Regions from separate parts of the Homo sapiens genome. Here regions 1 and 2 are each linked to region 3. Evidence: chromatin loops called from intact Hi-C (ENCODE). Cell type or tissue: PC-9. All regions are shown on one strand. Region 1 has its middle 11 kb from the start of LINC01118. Region 2 has its middle 39 kb from the start of LINC01118. Region 3 holds the start of LOC107985880 (a long non-coding RNA gene).

Region 1 (8,000 bases), 51 kb after region 3:
GATTACAGGCTTGAGCCACCACACCTAGCTACTTCTTTACTTTTATATCTCATTCAAGAACTCTTGTTCTGAGAGCACAAAGGTATGTGCTTCTCTCTCTTTTTTTAAAAGGTTTGTAGTTTTACGTTTCACATTTAGCTCTTTATTCCAAATTAAAGAGATTTTAGTATGTGGTGTGAAATAGAGATTCAATTTTTTTCCCCCTATAGCTCTTTTTTTCCCTCCCCGGAATAATTTCTTAAAAAGTCTTTTCCCCACTCCCCTGTAATCTGCAGTCAGTCATATTGATCAAGTATCCATATATGTGTGGGTCTGCTCATGGCTCTCTCTTCTGTTTTATTGATCTATTTCTCTATGCCTGTGCTAATGTCACACTTTCTTAATTACTATGCCTTTATAATAAGTCATGATATCTGGCAGGGCAATTCCATCACCTTCTTTTTCTTATAATTATTGCATTTTCATATGAGTTTTATAATAAGCTTACCAAATTCTACATGCAAAAATGTGTTGGGATTTTGATTGTGATGCATTGAATCTACATATAAATTTGGAGAAAATGGCATATTTACAATATAGACTCATTCATCCATAAATATAGTAAGTCTCTGCATTTATTAATGCATTCTTTAATGTCTCCCAATAAAATTTAATATTTTATACAAAATTAGCATACATTTTGTTAGACTTATTCATAAATACTTCATTTGTGTTGCAAGTATAAATGATCACTTTAAAATTTTTTATTTTCTCAATGTTTACTGTTCACATATTGAAATAAACTCAAGTTTATTTGCATGTTAACTTTATACCCAGCAATTGTGCTAAACTCTTTTACTTGGTCTAATAACTTGGATTTTCTATTTACACAATAATGTTGTCTCTACATATTTAACATTTTGTCTCTTTTTCCCCAAACTTAAGCCTTAACTTGCTTGCTTGCTTGCTTTCTCACTCTCTCTTTCTTTCTCCCTCCCTCCCTCCCCCCTTCCTTCTTTCCTTCCTTCCTTCCCTCCTCCCTTCTTCTTTTCTCCTCCTCCTTCTTCTCCCAATAATATTGTCTATACATATTTAAAGTTTTTTCTCTTTTTTTCCCAAACTTAAGACTTAATTTTTTTCTTTCTTTCCTCCTCCTCCTCTTTCTTCTTCTTTTGAGGCAGTCATTCTATTGCTCAGGCTGGAGTGCAGTGGCACAATTGTGGCTCAGTGCAGCCTTGATCGCCCAGGCTCAAATGATCCTCCCACCTCAGCCTCCCGAGTAGCTGATACAACAGGTGTGTGACACCACACCTGCCTACTTTTTTTTTTTTCAGACAGAGCCTCTATGCGTTGCCCAGGCTGATCTCAAACTCCTAGGCTCAAGTGATCCTCCTGCCTTAACCTCCCAAAGTGCTGGGATTATAAGCATGAGCCACTGTACCCAGCCTTCTCTTTCTTTCTCTCTTTCTTTTCCTTCCTTCCTTCCTTCCCTCCCTCCCTCCCTCTCTTCTTTCTTTCTTTCTTTCTTTCTTTCTTTCTTTCTTTCTTTCTTTCTTTCTTCTTTTTCTTTCTTTCTTCCTTTTTTTGAGACGGAGTCTCACTCTGTTGCTCAGGCTGGAGTGCAGTGACATGGTCTTTGCTCACTGAAACCTCCGTCTCCTGGATTCAAGTGATTCTTCTGCCTCAGCCCACTTAGTAGTTGGGATTACAGGTGCGTGCCACCACAGCTGGCTAATTTTTGTATTTTTAGTAGTGATAGGGTCTCATCATGTTGGCCAGGCTGGTCTTGAACTCCTGACCTCAGGTGATCCACCCACCTTGGCCTCCCAAAGTGCTGGGATTACAGGTGTGAGCCACCATGACTGGTCCTTTTCTTTCTTTATTGAAATGGGTAGGATTTCTCGTACAATATTAATAGAAGTAGTGATAGTAACCATGCATTTTTTTCTCCACCTCAAAGTCTCGTTCGACGAGATGATCTCTTTCCAATGCAAAGATCTTGATTTTCCTCACAATCATCTTCTTTCTGGCTCAAGCAACTACCCACAGCCTTCTAGAGTGAGACTAAGAATCATAATTTATATCCAGACTTTACATTCTTGAGACAAGGTCTGGCACTACTGCCCAGGCTGGAGTGCACTGGCACAATCTAAGCTCACTGCAACCTCCACCTCCTCGGCTCAAGGCTTCCACCCACCTCAGCCTCCCGAGTAGTAACTACAGGCGCAGACCACCATGCCTGGCTAATTTTTGTATTTTTCATAGAGACAGGGTTTCACCATGTTGTCCAGGTTGGTCTTGAACTCATGAGTTCAAGCGATCTTCCCATCTCAGCCTCCCAAAGTGCTGGGATTATGGGCATGAACCACCCAGCTATATCCAGACTGTTGATAGTTGCATATCTCTAGCCTGAATGTAGAAGATCCTGGAGTCTGATCTCTTCTCCAATATTTTGTATTTGTTGAGTCATTTCCTCTCAAAACTCCCAAGCCATTTCTGCTTCATAGTTTGAATCATAACTAATAGTCAAAAAAAAAATTGTGATGGTTGAGAGGTTGGCTGTGCCCATATCCCTTTTTGAAGCTCTCTCTGCCCTTCTTCAGGGTGAGAGAGATGGACTGTGCCTTTGTTCCCACATCCTAGCACTGGCTGAAAGAAGCGACATGTGCTATGCTACGCCATTGTCTCTGGGGTGTCTAAGTTGCATCCAGATGTAAGAACACCAGATACAGCACAACTAGACTCACCAAGATCAGGCCCTTTCACCAGGGAAGTGCCTAATGTTCTGGCCTACTTTTATTGAGGGTTGATAGAACAAACAGCTATTGGAAGAAGGTTTGCCAAATAAATATTTGAGATGGTGTTCATCGTGTTGTTCGATGTTCCCTACATAAGGATTCATATAATATATTGTGTTGGAATTAAGTGTCAGTATAGTTAGTCTCTCCTGTTGAACTAACATATGTCTGCAATGGGATTAATACTTTCTGGAATTGTCTTTAGATACATTTTCATGTCCTGTAAACCTTGTTGTTCTGGAGTTTCTTGTACATTGGGGTAATGTCTGAGTCTCAGACAGAAAGCTAGATGTCGAGAGAGTCAAGGTTTACTAAATTCCTTTGACCCTCTTTTAGCACATCAAGAGGTAGGCCTGACTGACTACATTTTAGAAGATGATGAAGGAAAGTTTATCTCTCTATCCTCATAGACTATGGGAAGGGGAAGGGGGATAGGGAGAGAACAGGTAGATCAGGCACCAGAGCTCTTCTCTGCCACTACCATTATTACCTTCCCCACCTTCCCCACCAGTGTGTCAGGGCACAACCTAGAAAGTTGGGAGCTTTTAAACACATGCTTTTAAAGCATGTCTGAAGGCCGCAGGGAGCGTCTGGGCTGGAGGCACCCTTCTCCAGGTACGCTGGGTCCAGGAGAAGCACCCACATGAAGGCCTGGAGGTAGCGCAGGAAGTAGGAGGTAGGGGAGCCTGAGACAGCACCTGAGCAGGTGTTGAGAGTGCCAGCAGAAAGGCAGAGGCCTGGTGACAGGACTGAGTGACCACTAGGAAAGCTGGCAGGGACCATGGGCTCCAGCGACAGCTCCTGGCACAGCGCCCCAGAAAGCAAGATGGGGCCATCCCATCATAGCAGTCATGAGCTCAAGGAGCAGGCTGTGAAGATCCAGGCAATGCCACGGGAACCCAGGGGCCTCCCTCCTGGGCTGTGCAAGACTCTGATAGGAATCACCTGCCACACGGGGATTCAGCAGCCAGAGAGAGCAGTCTCCAAAAGGCTGACATTTACGTGAGTGAGCCAAGTTATCTATGAAAGACAATTTTGATTACTAAATCAAGCTTGAAATTTACCAAATTGGATACAATTTAGGATTTTACCCGCCTGCTTCCCAGTGAAACTGATAAGAAGACATTCATTATAAAGAAAATTTTAGCCAGGTGTAGTGGCATGTAAGCTACTCGGGAGGCAGAGGCAGGCAGATCACTTGAGCCCAGGAGTTTTAGTCCAACCTGGGCAACACATCAAGAACCCATCGCTAAAAAAAAAAAAAAAGAAAGAAAATTGTAAAAGTTACACTTTTTCCCCACAATTGCATTGTAGTGTGAGTAAATGTTTCCCCACTGCACATCCTTTTTATGAAACTAAGATTTATCTCATTGTGGCCTCTTTTCAGCTGCAGAGCTGACTCGCATGTTACATTCAGTGACAACAAATGTTCTTGCACAAGTGTGGAAGGGGCACAAGAGTTGGAGTTTGGCTGGCCTGGGTTTGTGGCCTGGGCTGGATTGTGACTTTTGTAGACTCCAGGCACTTTTATAGTTGTGGACTCCCTCCTCCATTAAAAAATTAAATATATGTTACTATTGTGTTGGCATAAAGACGAATCTATTAATATCATATATTAAAACATTTTTTCAACCTCAATGTTCTCTTCTCTTCTTCTGATTTTAAAAGAAATTTTAAAACATTTTAGTGGGCCCCTAAGAGTATCCTGGGCCCTGCGCCTATTGGAGAAGTCAGCCCTGCTTGCACCTTTGCCTGCCCTGGACATGCCTCTTTGCTTGTCTTCCTCATCTGTAAAATGGGGTTGCTGGACTAAATGATGGAGTGCATTCAAGGACACGGCACCTGGGGTAAATAAATGTGGGTTTCCTTTCTTCATCTCCATGGACTTGATTTTCTATTTCTATTTTCGTGATCTTGCGGCATATGTGGTTTTCATTGTGAGTCACCTTCAAAATTCTCTTTGGAAGTAGGTGGGGTATAAATTATAAATAAAAATTCCTTTTTACTTCCTCAGCACTTAGCACAATGCCGAGCTTTATATTCCCAATCCTTGTTTGTTGACTGTGCCGGTAAATGGCTCTCTCCCGGCCAACCTCCGCCCACCACCCTGTCCCACCCCGGCCTGACTGCTCTTGGAGGAGGCATCCTTTCTGTCTTTCTTTGGCCTCTTCTCTCTCCCTCAGAATTCTTCTTTCCTTAGTGGCCTGTGCTCAGCTGGCTGTCAGAGTGAGGAAGGTGCCCACTAAATGTCACACGGTGAGCTGGGTAATATTGCCACAGCCCCACGAGGCAGGGTGTGTGCCCTGCTCCACCCCGGAGGATGCTGTGGCTCAGCGAGGAATTGGCTCCACACGTGGTGGGACTGGGATTTGAACCCAGGCCTGTCTGGCCAGGCAGTGGCATGGTGTGTTAAGCCTCCATGGTTTGCAGTTTCCAGCAATCTGAGGGGATTTCTTGGCACTGTTCAAATCAAACCCTACTGGAAAACGTGGAGGTCCCTCGAGGTGTGTGTTCAGCTTTGTCACCGTCCCTCAGGCCCCACCATTCACCCAGCTGGAAGTTTGTGCTGAAACTCTCTTCCTAAATATTAGAGGGGAGCAGTGCCACAAGCAAGCGGGGAGGAACCGGGAGCCACACAGCTCATGCTGGAGATTCAGTGGTATGTCCATCAAGAGGGTGGCTACCAAACACATTTCCTTTATTGGCCGGACTTTAGAGTGCTCAGCTCCAGGACTTTAAAACGGCACCAGAGTGTTCAATGAGCTTGTATATGTGAGGCACTTACAACAGCGCCTGGCATACGTGTTGGCTGGAGCCGAACCGAATGCACCGAATCATTCAGCGCACATTGAGCACCTACTGGGCTGCGTGCTGGGAAGATACACATGAATAAAACATCTTCCCACTTATTCAAGAGAAGGCAAAATAAAAATTGCCCCGCGATGGGATAGAATCTGCAATTAAAAAGAAGAGCATGTGCAAGTTTATTTATGTCCTATTACACAAGCTCCTCCATTCTCCACCCCCACCCCCACCCTCTCAATCTGTCGCATTCAGGGATCTGGGGCTCTGAGCATTTGCTTGAATTAAACAGATTCAATGGCATGTCAGGGTTGGGAGGAGAAATGGAGAAGGTGGAAGAATGAGATGGAGCGATTAGTTAAAAAGAGAGATGTTGGTAGTCAATGCACAGATGCCTCCTCCTGGAGAGGAGAGGAGGTCAGACAGACCTGGAATGTTCCCTTGGGAACAATCATATTATTAATAACTGTGATAACGATGCGTGCTACTGAGTGCTCCCAGTGCCAGGCGCTGCTCTAAGCCTTCACACAGATGAGCGTATTTAATTCTCCCAATCCCCTAAGGAGGCAGCTTCTATCATAAACCCCATATTAGAGCCCAGAGGCTCAGCAGGGGGCAGTGACTTGACCAAGGGCACCACCGCCAAGAGGCAGCCTCCTGCCTGGAGGCTGCACTTGTCCTGTGGCCTTCACACAGGTGCCTGTGACATTGTGAGACAGGTGAGGTCAGGGTGCGGTATACAATACCACTGCAGACTAGTTGGAGTTTAGAGCAGAAAGCAGGAGGTCGGACTGGTGGAGTTTGAATCCTGGCCCACCATGACCAACTCTGTGACCTCGGCCAATGTCTTTCTATGTCTCTGTTTTCTTATAAGTGAAATGAAGATTGAGGATGGTGATGACGACACCACCTCCTGGAGTGGTTGTAAGGCTTTAACACAACTGTGCACACATAGGGTTTAGCAGGGCCTGCCCAGACGAGCAGGATACATGGCAGGCATCCCTGAGCTCATGATTTGTCCCTAGGAGAGCTCGCCCTGCCATCATCCAGGCAGATGAGCTCAGGCTTCCAGGCTTCTGCACTCACAGATGAGGGGGCGAGCTCAGGACAGGCAGTGGGAACCACAGGGGGAGAAATGCTAATGAGAAGTGACCCCACCCATGGAGCCTGTCCCCAAACTGATGAGCATGTTGGGAAATGTGCCCAAGTGTGGCAGGAAATGCCTGTGGAAATGCCTTGGACAGGGGCAGCCGATGACTGGCCACGGGGACACTGGAGGACATCGCCTGGCCTCTGCCTCCAAGCAGGGCACCGTCTGGCTGGGGACAGAAGCCTCTTCACACGAACCAATGAGTGGCCCAGGCGGGGTCTTCCCAAGGGTCACCTGCAGCGTGTGGTTCTGGCCATCGGAAAGAAGAGTGACCAGTGAGCCGTGGGCTGGGAGCCTGTATGGGCAGAAGGCCAAGGGGCTGTAGGAGGTGGCATGTGTGTGGGATGCTGTGACTCAGCCACTCACCCCAAGGACTAGCTTCAGGTCTGCTTGCCCCACCTTCACTTTTGACCAGGCATTTCTGATTTTCTCTCCTTTTCCTCTTTTTGATGAGGGACAGCTCTGTTGTCATAAGTGAGGCACAGCCAAGGCCAAGGTCTTCCTTTCCAGAGCTGTTCTGGGCTGGGCCGACTCTGCTATTTGAATGTACAGGGCTCATTCTACAGTATGCCAATAAATGTGCCCATGAAAAAGAAGACCTTTAGAGATGTGCTCATGCAGATGATTCTATCCCACCTGTCACAGAGGGAGGCACAGCAACCATCTGCTAGATTCTCTATTCCCACCCCACCCCTTACATTTTTAACCACATATTTTCACAGTTTGCCTTACTTATTTAAATCTGTTATTTAGAAAGACACATGTATTGCTAAGTAAAGAAACGGCAGCTTTTGCCCATTGAAGCCCGTTCTTCCCATATTCTGTAGCTGGCTGGGGTCCGCTGAGAGACCCTTATATGTGCAAGCCTGGGTGTCCTTTAACCAGGCTGGATTTAGGACTGAATCCACTCCGGATTATCGAGTGCTCTGTACTAGAAGGGGAGGAGAGCTGACACTTAATGTGACTTATCTTTCAGAGTAACAGTGAGACCCCAATCTCTTGGTCTCTACTGTAGTGGATGTGGATCCCTCCTTTAACCCGGAGACAATACTGTATGTCCAAATGCTATGCTCTTGAAGTCATGCTGCATGGCCAGACCATTGAGTCAGTTATTTGGCACCTACTGTATGCCACACATTGTGTGCCAGGCACTGGCAATGCCTTGGGACGAGATGAAGTCCCCACCCTCATGGAACTGACACTTTTGTGGGGAGAGAAGAGCTAGAAAGCCCAACACGGACAAATTGTGTTAAGTGCCCTGAAAGGAACAA
Region 2 (8,000 bases), 79 kb after region 3:
CGTTGCCATCCCTAGAATCAATGGAAAAAAACAGGACTTGGAAAGCCCAGCCGGCTGCAGTGGGGGCTCGAGAGGACAGATGGGTAGAAGAGAGCTGCATCTATAGGCGCTGGCTTTCTGCCCCTCGTGGGGCCAGCCCAGCCTACTCCTGGAATAGCTCTGAGTCCGCCAGCAGAGGGCTGTCACCCTTGGGGCCTGCCGCAGGAGTGAAGCCACATTGACAGGCTCTGTGCACTCCCCCGACCCATGCTACTCATAGCTGGGGCGCTGTGAGCACATTAGCCAGCATCGCAGAGGCGGGCATATAACCCTCGCCTTGCTCACTGCACAGGGTGATTTTATCAGGACAAAATGGAAGAGCTATGTAAGTGGCTGGGTGCTGAAAAATGTAATGATGGCACTTGCTGAAATGCCATTTAACCTGGAGAACATATTTTATTAGCTGCAAAAGTGTAGTCTCCTCTAAGGAGTAAGGACAATGGAAATTCCAGGGCAAAAATGTAAAACAATAAATACTGGGCCAACAGCAAGCCAGTAAACGGCATTTCCCATTCCACTCCTTAAAAAGACTTGGCTGAGCCGCTGGGTGAACGTGGCCTCCCTGGCATTGGTCCTGGGGCCCACTGGCACAGTTCCCTTTGCTGACAGAGGCAGGTTCCCAGCCCTGATTCCTTCCCCACCACCCCCAAGGATGTCCACTGTCCCCAACCTCCCTCTTCCTCTCACACCTTCCATGCTAGGCGCCTGCCAGAAATGCCATCTGCCGACCTCAAAGTCTCACCTCATCCCTCCTCAAGCCGCACCCTGAGTGTCTCCCACTCCTCCAAAACTCAGCCCTGAGACCCGGTCCCAGGGGGTCCCTCTGGCTCAGATGTGCAAAACCTTAGGACGGGATTGCTGTCTTCCTCGGTGTGCCCCCAGAAGCAGACCCTGAGACAAGGATTCGGGTGCAAGTCGTTTATTCGGGAGCTGATTCCTGGAATCACGGAGAGGTGGTGAGGAAGACAGCCAGGGAAGGAGGAGAGCTGCTGAGGGCCACGCGAATGAGCTCTGGCCAGGGAGCCACCAAGAGTCAGTGTAGGATGCACCTCGGAATCATGCCACTAAGGGCATGGAGGCTGGAGTGGTAAGGAAGCTGGGGTATTTCCACTCAATCTGGGCTCTTATTGTTAGAGAGGTGCCTCTGGAAGGCATCGAACCCCTGAAACTTTCAGTCTAAGCTGTCCATGTGCAGATGATGTCAGAGAAAGCCCTCAGGGAGAGAGTCACAGGTCCTTGGTGAAGGAAGTCATCTGCCTGTACAGGAACTGTCCTCCAGTAGACCAACGGAAAGTGTGCTGGACATAAACAACACCACACTGACCAAGGCCCCAGAGGAGCTCTGGAGCTGGCAGCCAGGCGCTCAGTGCTCGCACAGGTGAAGGCCTGCAGGATTCAGAGTCGAAGATCTGAGTGGGAATCCTGGCTCTGTTCCAGAGCAAATCTTGAGCAACTTCCTTTCCCTCTAAGCCTCACCTTCTTTGTTGAAATGGGAAACTCATACTTTCTCCACAGGATTGCTGTGAGCCCTGAAGCCAAGATACCAGGTACTATTAGAAACTGGCTTTCAACCTTTCAGATAATGTCTTTTTGAAGTTACAAGTTGAATGCTTCCCATTCTTGCCAAGAATTACTCATATTTCTGACTAACATTACTAATGCCAAAGCAATAATGCTGGGAGTGGGGAGTCTGAAGTTGAGAATTAGTCTTGGAAGTCATATTTTACATAAGCATTATTCCACGTTATCCTGCAAAGAACTGGCCACCAGAGAGCCTGGTACTAAAGTGCGTAGCAGCATGATACGTCAGTTCAGGTAGTGCCCACAGTTATCAGTAAATTAGCTGATTCTGTCTCACCTTACTGTTCTGAACATATGATTTTTGCCCATCTCAAAATGGGCAAAATTACATTGCGATTAGTGGGGAAAATGACTGATTTTGCCATTATAAAATTCTTTTGGCAACAAAGATTTCTCTTTAGAGGAAAATGGCTATATTTAGAATAAATAAGCCAACAGGTTGAAAATACAATTTGCTAATAATTGATAGGCAGTATACTATTGAATGGAGAAAAGTAATTAAAAATATACATACATATATACATACACAGAAACATATATACAGAGAGAGCACGTGTGTGTGTGTGTGTGTGTGTGTGTGTGTGTGTATTCAGCCCTGGCTGGGAAAATGTTACAGGTTGGGTTCTCCAGAAACAGATAATGAAGCAGAATTTCGGGTGCAAAATTTTATTAGGGCTCAACACCTGTGAAGGAAGGAGGGAGCGAGTAGAATGGGAAAGAAGTTGAATGGCAACAAGGTCTTGGCCAGTCTAGCAGGAACTCTGGAGTGGATATTGTCCTGCAGAGCAAATGAGATGGCTGTGCTTTCACACCCCTGCCTCTCTGTGACAGGATGCAAGCTGCCACCAGAAGAGCATGACCTAGTGCAAGGCAGCTCTTTGAGCAAGGCAGCTCTTTGCAGGGAGGCGGCCCTTTGCAACAAGGCAGGCCCTGAAAGAGCCGATAGCTGGGGGCTGGCTGCTGACCAAGCTTTCAGTGGATGGGCAGCAAGTCCTTTAGAGGAAGGGGATCTAGGCTGTGCATCCCTGCGTCTATAAAGGCATTAACTCTTGGTCATTTTATTTCAACAGCTTCTTTTGGCTGACCATAACTCATCCTGGAGTTTCCCTCCCACCTCCCTCTGCTGCCCCCCACCATTTCTCTTGGTTTACTTTCGATCCTCCTTGCTAAACCAAAAGCAAATAAGGTAGGAGAGTGAAAAAGAAAAGAACTATTCCAGTCTGTTCTTTCACCTCTCAGCTCTGGATATGGCTGTCTGCAAATATTCACAGCACCAGTGACCTCCATTCCCTCAAGCTAAGCTCCATCTTCCTGCCTCTGTGCCCTCATCCAAACTAATATTCTCCTGGAATAACCCTTCTACTCTGCTTCTATTTCTATTTATCCTTCAAGGCCTTTTTAAGTCTCACCTCTGTGAAAAACGAAAATCTCTTCATGGGCCCTATTCTCATTGTTTATAACCTACATTCGAGCATTTTAGGCAATATTTAACTACACATTTTCTTAAATCCCAGTCTGGAGTGTAGTGGTGCAATCTCAGCTCACCGCCACCTCTGCCTCCTGGGTTCATGAGATTCTCCTGCCTCAGCCTCCCCAGTAGCTGGGATTACAGGTGCGTGCCACCACACCCAGCTAATTATTGTATTTTTAGTAGAGACAGAGTTTCACCATGCTGGCCAGGCTGGTCTCAAACTCCTGACCTCAGGTGATCTGCCCACCTCGGCCTCCCAAAGTGTTGAGATTACAGGTATGAGTCACCGCGTCCAGCCGCAAAAATTAATAATTGAGGAGTAGGATGTGCACCTTTTGTATTCCCTTTAGTACCTGGATAGTATGGGTGCCTGATATGTACTTATGAATTTTTACATTGAATCAAAAGAAATTGCTTTTAGAAGGAACGCTCAAAATGTAAAGTGATTACATTCCAACCATATGCAACACTTCTAATTGCTGCGGTTTCCACTTGAATGATCATGAAATGATCTGGAGAAGCAACATGTGGAAATTTAAATCCATTCATTTATCAACAGCAAAACAGCTATTTCCAACTTTTTTTTTTTTTTTTTTTTTTTTGAGATAGAGTCTTGCTCTGTTGGCCAGGCTAGAGGGCAGTGGTACAATCTCAGCTCACTGCAAACTCCGTCTCCCAGGCTCAAGCAATTCTCCTGCCACAGCCTCCTGAGTAGCTGGGATTCCAGGCGTATGCCACCATGCCCAGCTAATTTTTTTTTTCTTAATTTTTAGTAGAGACGGGGTTTCACCATGTTGGCTAGGCTGGTCTCGAACTCCTGACCTCAGGTAATCTGCCCGCCTCGGCCTCCCAAAGTGTTGGAATTACAAGTGTGAGCCACCACGCCCGGCCTATTTCCAGCTTTTTAACAAGGACTGAATCAGGGCTTCTAGACTCATGCTGCAAAGGTAGAAGGATTTAATGGATCAAAATGAGAATTCATGGCTCTTGAATTGTTAACCTCTGATATCTCTTACTTCATTCAAAGCGTCAGCAGCTCCTGAAATCTAATTTTAGGTTCTACAAGGTGCATCAAATAAAGAAAGTGTAATAAGCATATTTAAGACAATTTAAACTCATTTAAAACTGATGGCTCCCTAGACCAGTGATTCATCAGATGTAGCCTGGGGACTCCAGGGGGCGCTAAGATCTTTTCAGGAGGACTGTGAGGTCGAAACTATTTTACAATAATATGAAGACATCATTTGTTTTTCTTACTTTCATCCTTTCTCAAGAATATGGTAGAGCTTCCAGAGGCTACATGACATAGGATACTTTGTTCTGGCAACAAGTGCTTTTTGTATTCTTGTGTTTTTTAGAATTTTCTAAGGTGGTAGATTTAGAATATATATATGTGCATTTTCGGAGATTAACTCAGTTTGTTCTTAATACTTTCACTGCAGTATCTATCTTTCATTATACCTGCTATAATTTCTGTGACCTCATTATTGTCCAATGTATTGTTGCTTTGAAATCCCGAATTTCCCTTGCATCTATTTGAAAACTCAACAACAAATAATATACTGTGTTGTTTTGCAATATTTTAAATTTTTTTCAAAACTTCATAAGTTTTAAAAAATTCATCTAAAACTGTTATTGCTTTAGAGTTCAATATTCTAAAATAAAGAGAAAAGTTATTTATACAATATTTTTCTTATCATTAAGGATAGATCACTGGCTTAAAAACAAAAGATGAGAAGGCTTGCTTTCTCAATTCCCACATGTAGCATCTACATATAAGATGCTGACATACCTGAACCTGAAATATCAGAGTTCCCTGACTCATGGAAGGGCGGATCAACTTCAAAAAAAAAAAAAACTGGATGAAGAAATGAAAACACAATGAAAGATATCTTCCCCTCCCTTTGTGGATGCTAATAATTCCCCTTATTGTGTCTTATGCAACAAAACAATTTCAGATTGTCATTTTGAGACTGATAAGAGTATAAAGGAAAAATATTTTTAATGTACACAATATGAGCTTTTTAAAAGCTAAATATTTCTTCATGTTTTCAAACTAGAAATGAAAAAGACACCAAAGCATCCTACAGGGTGAGTTATCATATTGCATTGGCTGGAAAAGTACATATACTAGCTGAATGACAAAGCCTTACACAGTTGACGTTGCTCAATGCCTGCTGAAGGACAAGTTAGTAAAAGAAACCAGTGCCACTTCCCCAAAACATGGTACCTTGTCAAATTTCGGATTTCACTATAAACATGAAGACTAATATACCATCTGCAGAATTGCACTTGTACTTTCAAAATGGACACATCTACAGATATGACTGTATTTGTTATTTTTCTTATTTTTGTTCTTATCAGCCCCACTTAATGATTGAAGATATTACATAAATGCTTGGCAACAAACACATGTGCTGAAATAGTCAAAGTGTTGAATAACTTTTTGAATCTTATGATTTATCCTGATACAACTGTGTTGAAATGTGCATGGATGGTGCAAAAGCAATTGTCAGCAAAAGTCATGCCTTAGCATCAATGAAATCAGTATACTAGGAGTTAACTGTTACTGCTATGGCCTGGCAAAAGCAAAAGCAAGCCAGCTTCACTCAAGAATATCCTGGGGCCAGGCATGATGGTTCATGCCTGTAAACCCAGCACTTTGGGAGGCCAAGGCTGGAGGACTGCTTGAGGCCGGGAGTTTCAGACCAACGTGGGTAACATGGCGAGACTCTGTCTCTGCAAAAAATTTCAAAAATTAACCAGGCTTGGTGGCGCACACCTGTAGCCCCGGTTACTCAGGAAACTGAGGCTGATCATGCCACTGCACTCCAACCACTCTGTGTCAAGAAAAACAATAGACAGTATTTGTTGCTAATGATAAAATCTGAGTTTTCAACCAAAAATTGGAATTTGGGGGAAATTTGTATCCAATATTATGAGTTTCCCAGTACTTAAGGATGAGATCAGTGGTGCTATTAATAAATAGGACTTAAAAAAATATTGTATACTGAAATGACTGAAAATTTGGGAGAACTGTGTGACTCAGTGAACCAGTATTTTCTAAATGACCAATGCAATGCATGATGCTACAAAATCCACTCAGAGAACAAGATAGACCAGTGCATTTTAATGTAATACATTTTCACAGTTCAGTGATAGGGTTTCAGATTCTACTTTGCAACTGGCCTTTAAGAAACTATGATTTGTCAAGTTTTGCTCTAATATCACTGAAGAATACCCACAATTATTTGAAAAGGCTATCAAAATACGCCTCTCATTTTCCAACTACATATATATGTGAAGCCACATTTTCTTCATATTCTTTAACCAAAGCAATGTATTGGAACAAATTGAATGCAGAGGCAGATAAGAATATCCAGCTGTCTTCTATTGAGTCAGATGTGTGTGTGTGTGTTTGTGTGTGTGTGTGTGTGTGTGACAGTGTCTCTGTTGACCAGGCTGGAGTGCAATGGTGCAATCATGGCTCACTGCAGCCTCAACCTCCCAGGCTCAAGCAATCCTCCCACTTCAGCCTCCTAAGTAGCAGCTGGGACTACAGCCTCATGCTACCATGCCCAGCTAATTTTTTAATTTTTTGTAGAGACTGGGTCTTGCCATGTTGCCCAGGCTGGTCTCCAACTTCTGGGCTCAAGTGATCCTCCCATTTCAGCTTCCCAAAGTGCTGGGATTACAGGCATAGGCCACTGTGCCCAGCCTAAGCCAGATATTAAAGGGATGTGCAAAGATTAAAACAATGCTGTTTTTCTCATTTGTTTTACAAAATGGTTATTTTCCAAAAACATGTTATTTGTGTTAATGTATGTTGGGCTTATTGTTATTTATAACCAAATATATATTTCTAATTTGTGTTTTAATTTTTAATATGATAAATATTGGTAGGTAAATCCACAAATAAAAGTGTTTTGGGGTCATCGATAATTTTATGGCATGTAATGGGGTCTTGAAACCAAAGAGTTTGAGAAGCACTGTTCTAAACTGATGGGAACCTAGGGTATGTTGAGAAGTGGGCTCAAGTGACTTGAGGTGTGTATCAGTTAGAGGAAAGAAGTGAGTCCTCCTAATTCCAGAAAGAGACAAGAGAAAAAAGGCACAGGCCAAAGACCACGTAACTGCCACACCTGAATGTGTTTCTTGTTACAAATGGTGGGGACTAGAGCAGAGCTTTCAAGGGTTGGGCCAAGTTCTTTCTTGGAGGAGTCATTTACTGGACATAGAGGTGGCAAGCATGAGATATCCTTTTCCTGAGATGTGAGGTTCAGAAATTCCAGATGGATGATATTTTTTTAGCCACTTAATATATTTAACCAAAAAATTCAAATTAAGTATATTTTGGGCCATTAGATTTTATCCTTTCACTTGATAGCAGAATAAAATTACCACAGAATCAAAGACTATATAAAGTTTTTAAACCTAAAAGAACTAGTCACCCAAAGAGCCAGAGAATCAGAGATAAAGAGATTAAGATTATTTACTTCTTTCCTCAAAATTTTTCTGATTTGATTGTGTAACTCACATGACATTGGTTTTCTTTCTTGTTGTTGTTTTGAGATGGAGTCTCAGTCTGTCACCCAGGCTGGAGTGCAGTGGTGTGGTCTCGGCTCTCTGCAACCTCTGCCTCCCGGGTTCAAGGGATTGTCCTACCCCAGTCTCCCAAGTAGCTGGGATGACGGGCACACGCCACTATGCCTGGCTACTTTTTGTATTTTTAGTAGAGACGGGGTTTCACAAGGCTGGTCTTGAACTCCTGACCTCAGGTGATCTGCCCACCTAGGCCTCCCAAAGTGCTGGGATTACAGACGTGAACCACCACAACTGGCCTTTTTTTTTTTTTGAGTCGGAGTCTCACTTTGTCACCCGGGCTGGAGTGCAGTGGCGCGATCTTGGC
Region 3 (8,000 bases):
GGCTCAGGGCCTTAAACAACAGAAATGGATTCCTTTCAGTTCCGCCTTCTCCCTGTGTCCTCACACAGTCTCTCCTCTCTGTGTGTGTGACCCTGGTGTCTCTTAGTATGTCTGGATTACCTCTTCTTCCAATGACACCAGTCAGATTGGATGAGGGCCTCAATTTTTAACTTATTCATTTCTGTCTAAGCTCCATTTTCAAACACAGTCACATTGTGAAGTACTGGGGGTTATGGCTTCCACATATGGGTTTTGGGGGAACAATTCAGCCCCATAACATCACCTCCCTCCTTCCTCCTTCTGGGGTCACTGAGGACCGGCTGTGTCCTATGACAGAAGGTCACAGCTTTGTCAGGCAGCATCCCAGCTCCCTTGCCCCTACCACTTTCTCTCTTTCCCCACCTGCCCCCAGCCAGGTGGAATTAACGGTGCTGAGCTTTCCCACCTCTGAGGACTGCACTGCGTCTGGTTTCCCCCAAGCCCACCCATACCTTTGTAAAATGGTCCCTCCGTAACTCTGCTCACTCATCCACTCTGAGTGGTGCTGTTTCCTGCTGGCCCTGCCTGACACCCAGGTATGTTAGCCGTCCAGGCTGCTCTGAGGATTTCCATGAGGTGGGGCTGGGGGCCACCCCCAGTTCAGCTCTCCCTCGCCAGGAGATTCTGCCCTGGTCACTTACTAAAGGCATGAAGGTCAAGAGGGGCATGACTTTATGTGATAATAGAGCAAATGACTAAAACACAACGTCCCGCACCTCCAAGACTCTGGCGTGAGGAATCCTCCATGAATGCTCCTTCACAGACACTTGCTCGATGCCTGGATGTCCTACTGGGCAGCTCCTGCCTCCTCCAGCTGCCAGCCCCCAGTCTCTCAAATTCCTGCTACTTCTTTTAATTCAGTAGCCATCCCCCTTCTTCACATTTTAGCCCATCAGGGCCATTCCCTGGGGGCTTCACATTTCACACCAAAGAGGCCTCCTAGTACTGGGCCAAACAGATGCTCTCTGTGGGAGACTCTGCACCGTCTTGTAAACCAGCGATTCTCCTCCTTCCGCATTATGGCCTCTTTTTACCTCATATAATCCCATGACCCTCTTTCTATGTATTGTGTAGTCTATGACATTTGGAAGAGGTAGCCTGCCTCTGTTTATCTGTCCAGGCACCCTGTTGTTGGATATCTATGGCGTTTATACTTTGTTAAACACATTTTTAGATCCAATTCCTCCTTTCTTCATTTCCCAGTTCTCAGGCATTGTGTATGGTTAAAATTAGGAGATGCTCAAAGTATGATTTCACAAATCACATGGTTTATTGCCCTACAGAGATGATATTTTTCCTAGGTTCACAATGCTTAAGGAGGGGGAGAACAACATGAACAAATCTCACAGGGAATGCGCTGGGTAGACAGGGTGTATTAGTCACGGGGTGAGTGAGTTCCAAAGTTACTAAAGTCTACTTGCTCAATTAGGATGGAAGCAGGCCTCTGTGGAGAGCGAAGCCTCATTAAAATGTGGTGTGTCTCTTTTATAAGAGCAGCTCTTGGGAGAGAAGCTGTCCAATGCAACGGAGATTCACAGAGACATATATGGTCCCTCAAGGCTAGAGGGTGGCACTGGTGTTTGTGGGCGATGCTTCCAAGTTCAAAGGCTAGCAGGGTGGGGCCCTGTCGAAGAGAGGCTGACAGAGTGTAGCTTGCCACAGCCCAAGCTCTCAAAGTGTCTGTCGAACCCTTAGGTTTTTACATAGTTTGAAGTTCAGTGGTTGAGGTCAGTAGCTCACTCGTAGGATCTGATAAGGTGTGATGTCACATTCTTGAGAGGGGGAAGGACTACAGTCCAAGTTCTTGTCATAGCAAAACATGTTACTCAAGCTATGGCCATGTTTGGAATCATTTCCAAGTTCCATAATGTCAGGAATGCTGCAGTGGTCTGTGTATGTGGTTTCAGTCACCTTCCACATAGAAAGCTTTGACTTCCCCTGAGTTATTTTGAGCAGATGGTTATAGGTGGTTCTTGCTCAGGACCGTCGTTCAGACGGACTCACGCAGACTAGAGATGCTCTCTTAAGACCTTGGAGCTCATCCGAAAGGGAACACCTCATGGATCTGCTGAATGTGAAGTCCATGCCGAAGGAACCACGACAGGAGGAGCTGTGTCACCAAACATTCTGATAGCTGCTCCTTGCTTTTCAGGCATTTCTGTGTAACATCCTACAACTCATGTAACAAGACAGTGAGCAATGAAAACCCTTGTTGTGTTGAGCCTGACAAAGGCGGAATTCCCCAAAGTCTGGCACAAACACCAGTCACGTGGTATCCTCCCCTAAAAAGGTGTTGAGTGGTCAAGGAAGTTTGGAAAACACTTTACCCACCATTAATGCATTTAGTGAAGTCTCAGAATCATGTATAAACATATTCTTTTTTTTTTTTTTTTTTTTTGAGACAGAGTCTCACTCTGTCACCCAGGCTGGAGTACAATGGTGCGATCTCAGCTTACTGCAACCTCTACCTCCGGTTCAACCAATTCTCCCACCTCAGTCTCCTGAGTAGCTGGGATTACAGGCATGCGCCACCACACTCAGCTAATTTTTGTTTTTGAGACAGAGTCTCGTTCTGTTGCTCAGGCTGGAGTACAGTGGTGCAATCTTGGCTCACTGCAACATCTGCCTCTTGGATTCAAGCGATTCTTCTGTCTCAGCCTCCTGAGTAGCTGGGATTACAGGCATGCACTACTACACCCAGCTAATTTTTGTATTTTTAGAAGAGGCAGGGTTTCACTACGTTTCCCAGGCTGGTCTTGAACTCCTGACCTCATGTGATTCACCTGCTTCAGCCTCCCAAAGTGCTGGGATTATAGGTGTGAGCCACTGTACCCGGCCAATTTTTGTGTTTTTAAAGGAGACGGGGTTTTGCCATGTTGGCTAAGCTGGTCTCGAACTCCTGGCCTCAAGTGATCTGCCTGTTTTGGCCTCCCAAAGTTAAATATATTCACTTTTAAAATCCAATATTTCCCAAACTTATTAGTTTTAATGTATATAAAACACCAATTAACATCTCACAAAGCTCAAGAGCCATGGAATAGACTTTAAGAAACATTGCCCTAAGATCCTAGAAATCTTTGATCACGATTATCAAAGATGGTCCTTGCTTTATAATAATCCTTTGAAAATTGTTGACATAGATATGAGAGTTAACTAGAGTGTTGGATTAATGAGGCCACCCTCATCCTGCAAATCTCTGCGGCTAGTGCTTTTACAATTCTGTTTTTCTGTTTTATAGTGGAAGAAGTGGAGGCTCAGGGAGATGAAACCCCCTTCCTTCAGACATAAAGTCAGTATGTGACAGTGTGGACAGATATGGCCCAGTTACCAGCCCCCTTTCGGCAGCTCTTGGAGGGGAGGCTAAGTTCTCACACAAAGGTGAGGAGGGCAGAACGTGCCTGTGGAGGTCAGCAGGTAATGGGACAGGTAGTGCCAGGCATCAAGCGGCCACACACAGAAGTCAGGCCCAGGCTCCAGGAGTCTGGGGGTGAGGCTGAGGCCGCGGGGATGAATTGTGTCCAGGATGCTTTCAGCCTCCTTCTCTCACCTCCCCTTGGGGCCCAGGACCTGTTCTCTGCACCTCCACCCAGTCTCCAGTAGATCCCCCCGAGGTATGGGCTGACACGAGGGTTTTCTTGCCAGGGGGATTTGCATTCCACAGGAGATGCATGAAGACCTTTGTACATTGGTAAACCAGAGAATGTTGGGTGTGACTAAAGTCTGAAAGTAGGAACCTGCTGGGCATTTGGGGCAGGGAGGGGGGCAGCCTGGTGGGGCAGGGTCCATGTGCATTGGGGAGAGAGGAAAGTTGAAGGAAGATTGGGTATAACCTTAAGTGCCAGCATGAAGCCCTTGACTTTATCCTGTTGCCAGCGGAGCCATGGATGGCATAGGCTGGACTGCCCTGACAGTGGATCACTGGTACGATCCTGCTGGAGTCCTTGGGCCTCTAGGCAGGGCATGGTGTGGGAGAGTTGGGTTGGTGTCAGAGAACTCTGGGCTTCCTGTAGATGAATCCAAGGGCCTTCTCCTTGGAGGGGCCCACTCGCTCCCAAAGCCTAGCCCACCTTCCCCAAGCTGCCCCCTTGTCAGCTCTATGTAGACACCAGGCTTCCATGCAGGGATTTGCTTTTTGCCAATAACAGAAAAGGGAGAAAAAAATTTCAAGCTCCCTGGAGAGGGATAACTGGTTGTATCTGAAACTCAAGGGATTGGCTAATAGTCCTCTAAGGAGCAGGGTGACATCAACACCTTGAATTACTCACCTGGTATAAAATGGCCCCAGTCCCTTCAGCCCAGCAGCTGCTCATCATTGGCTGTACATTGGAATCATCTGAGGAATTAAAAAAATATATATATATACATATATATAGATGCCTGGGCCCCATCTCCAGAGATCCTGATTGATTGGTCTGGGGTGCGGCTGGGATTGGGGTTTTAATCTGTGCAAAGGGCTGAGGACCACGGCCTCACAGACTTCTGCAGCGTGGTAGTTGGACATGCCACTGAGGTTGGTCACAGCTCTTTCAAATCAAGGTACTTCCTGGAGACCTCAGGGGCTGATTCTTGCTATACGAAGTGATTGTATTATTACAGTTCCTGAAATGCCCTGAGGTCCTGGGAGGAGAGTTCTGGATTCTCACCAGAACATTCTGAGACCTGACCTGAAAGGGCCCTGTCCTCAGCCTCCTGCCCCCTCCTCTTCATCATGACTATTCTTTCCTGCCCTGACGTGGGATTCTCACTCCATTCTGCCTCCCCAACCATTTATTTTGGACAATCATTAAAGATAAATGTTTAAAAAATCATCTAAGAAAACATGTGTATCCCACTGGAAATTTCAAGGCAATGAGTCATCACACTCCTGGTCCCCCTCAAATTCCCGTCTCTTATGTAAGGCTGAGTCATTTTTTTGTGAGGTCCGTGCATTGCAGAAAAAAATTGGAAGGCTCTCAAGATAAGTGTGTGTGTGTGTGTGTGTGTGTGTGTGTGTGTGTGTGTGTGTGTGTGTGAGTGAGAGACAGAGAGAGAGAGAGGGATTGATTCACATTATTTGCAGCTTTAGGGGACTGATGGTACCCCTGAGTTAACATCAGAGATTCCTCATCCCCTATACTCATTCTTTTTCTCTCTACTTCAATTTCCATCCGGTGATGTTTTTGCTCCAGAGTGCAAATGTGAGCCTTTGTCATCCTGCTGTCCCGGCTCAGGACCACTGTCTGTTGTGGGGCCTGAGGACAGGCCAGCCCATGGAGAGGGTGCTCCACTCCCCAGCATGCACATCCTGAGCAGGCCCCAGAGCCCGAGAGGTGGATGACCTATGTCTGGGGTCTAGCTTCCAGGTCTGGGTTCTGGTTATTTCTGATTTTTCTCAGAAAAATACAGAGGTTGTAGAGCAGGGTTCAGGAGAATAAAGAATCGCAGGTATTTCAAGGGAGCAAACTGAGGGAGCCCATTCCCTAGAGGAATGAGGTTGCTTTTTGGGAGTTTGACCATAAAATTGACACATAGAAATCAAAGCAGACAAAGGCCAAGCCATGCTAAAAAGAGACAGAATGGGGCCCAGGCCAGTGAGACCTGCGTATCTAAAGGAAAAGATGCCAGTCAGAAGGGGTCAGGTCTGCAGCAGAGAAGTAGAAAAGAGCCAGTCCTAGGCACACGGCCACACCCATCCCACACTGCCTGGGGAAAGGGATTCCAGTGTCCCCACTGGCAATGGCATGTCTCTGTTGGGGAGGTGCATGCCTCCCACTTTTGTAGCCTGAGATTTTCAATCATTTGCACTCAGTAAGGAAAGGCTCTGGTTCTGAGCCCAGAAGCCCAGGCCTGGCTCCTTAAGCATTGTGCCTACAGGAAAGGGAGGGACTGCATGTAGGGACGAGAGAGCAGCCAGCTGCTCACCACTTTTCCTGTGAATGAACAAAGCCACTGTATTAGTCCGTTTTCACACTGCTGATAAAGAAATACCCAAGAATGGGTATTCACAAAGGAAATTCACAAAGGAAAGAGGTTTAATGGACTTACAGTTCCACGTAGCTGGGGAAGCCTCACAATCATGGTGGAAGGCAAGGAGGAGCAAGTCACATCTTATGTGGATTGCAGCAGGCAAAGAGAGCTTGTGCAGGGAAACTCCCATTTTAAAAACCATCAGATCTTGTGAGATTCATTCACTATCATGAGAACAGGGCAGGAAAGAACGGCCCCCATAATTCAATCACCTCCTACCAGGTTCCTCCCGCAACACACGGGAATTGTGGAAGTTACAATTAAAGATGAGATTTGGGTGGGGACACAGCCAAACCGTATCATCCTTCTGGTTTGATACAGTGTGAGCTAATGTTGCATGAATTCCTCCCTTCATCACCGTGAGACCACCTCTCACGGATGAAATATAATCAGGAGAGAACCTAGAGGGGGTGAGGCCATCAGGTGAATACCATTCCTTGGGATCCACCGGCCTCCCCAGAGGGGTCCTTGGCTTTGTCAGAAGCCTCACCCCTTTCTTTTAACTTCCTGAGCTGTGCTGTCCAATATGGTGGCCACTGGCCCCATGTGGTTGTCGAGCACTTGAAATGTGGTCAGTCTAAACTGGCATGTGGTGTACATGTGAAATACATATAAAATTCTGAAGACTTGATGTGAAAAAAAATGAAGAATATCTCATTAATAATTCTCTGTACTGATTGCACATTGAAATAATATTGTGGATATATTGGGTCAAATAAACAATATTATTAAAATTAATCTCACCTGCTTCTTTTTACCTTTGATCCTACCCCAAGGCCTGCCAGAATGAAAATAAAGAACAAAGACAACAAAGAAAACAGCCGACAGGAACAGGATCTTGGGAGCCAAATATCAGGTGGGTGAGTGGTCACTGCCCCCAACATTGTACTGGGCGAATAGTGCCCCTCTAAAACTCTTGTCCACCTGGAACTTCAGCATGTGACTTTATTTGGAAATAGGGTCTTTGCAGATGTAATTAGATAAGATTTTACTGGGTTTGGCTGGTTATAAATCCAATGACCGTTCTCTAAGTCCATGTAAAGACACAGACACACACGCGGGAGGAGGAAGGCCATGTGGTGATGAAGGCAGAGGTGGGAATGATGCAGCTACAAGCCAAGGAAAGCCAGGGATTGCCAGCACCAACCCAAGCTGGGAGGAGGCACGGAGGGGTGCTTCCCGTAAACCAAAAAGTGCCTGAGTCAGGTATCAATCAATGCAGAGGTTTATTTTGCCAAGGTTAAGGACACATGCCTAGGAGACAGGTCGGTGCCTTTCTCCAAGGATGATTCTGAGGGCCTCAATATTTAAAGGAGAAAAGCAGGCTCAAGGGAAAAGAGGTCACATAACTGAATCCATGTGTTGCAAGAGAAAAGGAGTAGGTAGGGGAATGGTCAATTATGTATTCCTCTCAAGCTCACCATTAGATAAGGTGAACACAGAGTAGCTACTGTGGAGATATTTTACTTTTTATCTGTAGCTATCTGCTCAGGAAAAAAAAAAAGAAGGCAGCTTCTTCTATGACTCAGCTTTCAGCTTAATATGTTTTTCTTTTAGCAGGGTGAATTGGGGTCCCAAGTTTTTCTTTTCTTTGGCAGAGTGAATTGGGGTCCCAAGTTTGTTCATTCTTTCTTGCTTGCTTGCTTACTTGCTTTCTTGCTTTTTTTTTTTTTTTTTTCAGGGTCTCACTCTGTCACCCTGGCTAGAGTGCAGTGGTGCAATCTCAACTCACTGCAGTGTCAACCTTCTGGGCTCGAGTGATCCTCCCACCTCAGCCTCCTGAGTAACTGGGACCACAGGTGCATACTACCACACCTGGCTAATTTTTGTATTTTTCGTAGAGACGGGGTTTTGCTATGTTCCCCAGGCTGGTCGTGAACTCCTGAACTCAAGCAATCCCCCTGCCTTGGCCTCCCAGAGTGTTGGGATTACAGGCGTGAGACACCATGCCCGGC

Evidence for each region. Hi-C counts contacts between places; a loop is a spot of excess contacts. Peaks named below come from ENCODE experiments on the same cell type or tissue, not always from the same donor. Only the 100,000 strongest peaks of a DNase experiment are listed, where the experiment ranks them.
Region 1: a loop joins it to region 3, with 8 times the contacts of the local background. A loop is called at or near these places in 36 of 110 quality-filtered maps.
Region 2: it touches region 3 in a loop (2.7-fold over the local background); 5 of 110 quality-filtered maps call a loop at or near these places.

The regions. Positions count from the first base shown.
Region 1 is chr2:46,801,196-46,809,195 of GRCh38, reverse strand. No RefSeq gene overlaps it. Among named protein-coding and RNA genes, the nearest start is that of LINC01118, 11 kb to the left of the region's middle. RefSeq lists an enhancer at 5,712-6,006 and a silencer at 5,712-6,006. In PC-9, no CTCF peak of the experiment used is centred here; a DNase peak (open chromatin) is centred at 4,775; H3K27ac peaks cover 456 bases.
Region 2 is chr2:46,773,190-46,781,189 of GRCh38, reverse strand. No RefSeq gene overlaps it. Among named protein-coding and RNA genes, the nearest start is that of LINC01118, 39 kb to the left of the region's middle. In PC-9, CTCF peaks have their summits at 4,077 and 4,277 (motif pointing right); DNase peaks (open chromatin) are centred at 1,559 and 4,279.
Region 3 is chr2:46,852,295-46,860,294 of GRCh38, reverse strand. It overlaps LINC01119 (long intergenic non-protein coding RNA 1119), which reads right to left. Exons shown (of 3, transcript NR_024452.1): 2 at 4,305-4,372; 3 at 1,289-2,209. It overlaps LOC107985880 (a long non-coding RNA gene), which reads left to right and starts at 6,769. Exons shown (of 2, transcript XR_001739449.2): 1 at 6,769-6,901. In PC-9, no CTCF peak of the experiment used is centred here; DNase peaks (open chromatin) are centred at 1,364, 4,294, 4,584, 4,934 and 1 weaker place; H3K27ac peaks cover 5,239 bases.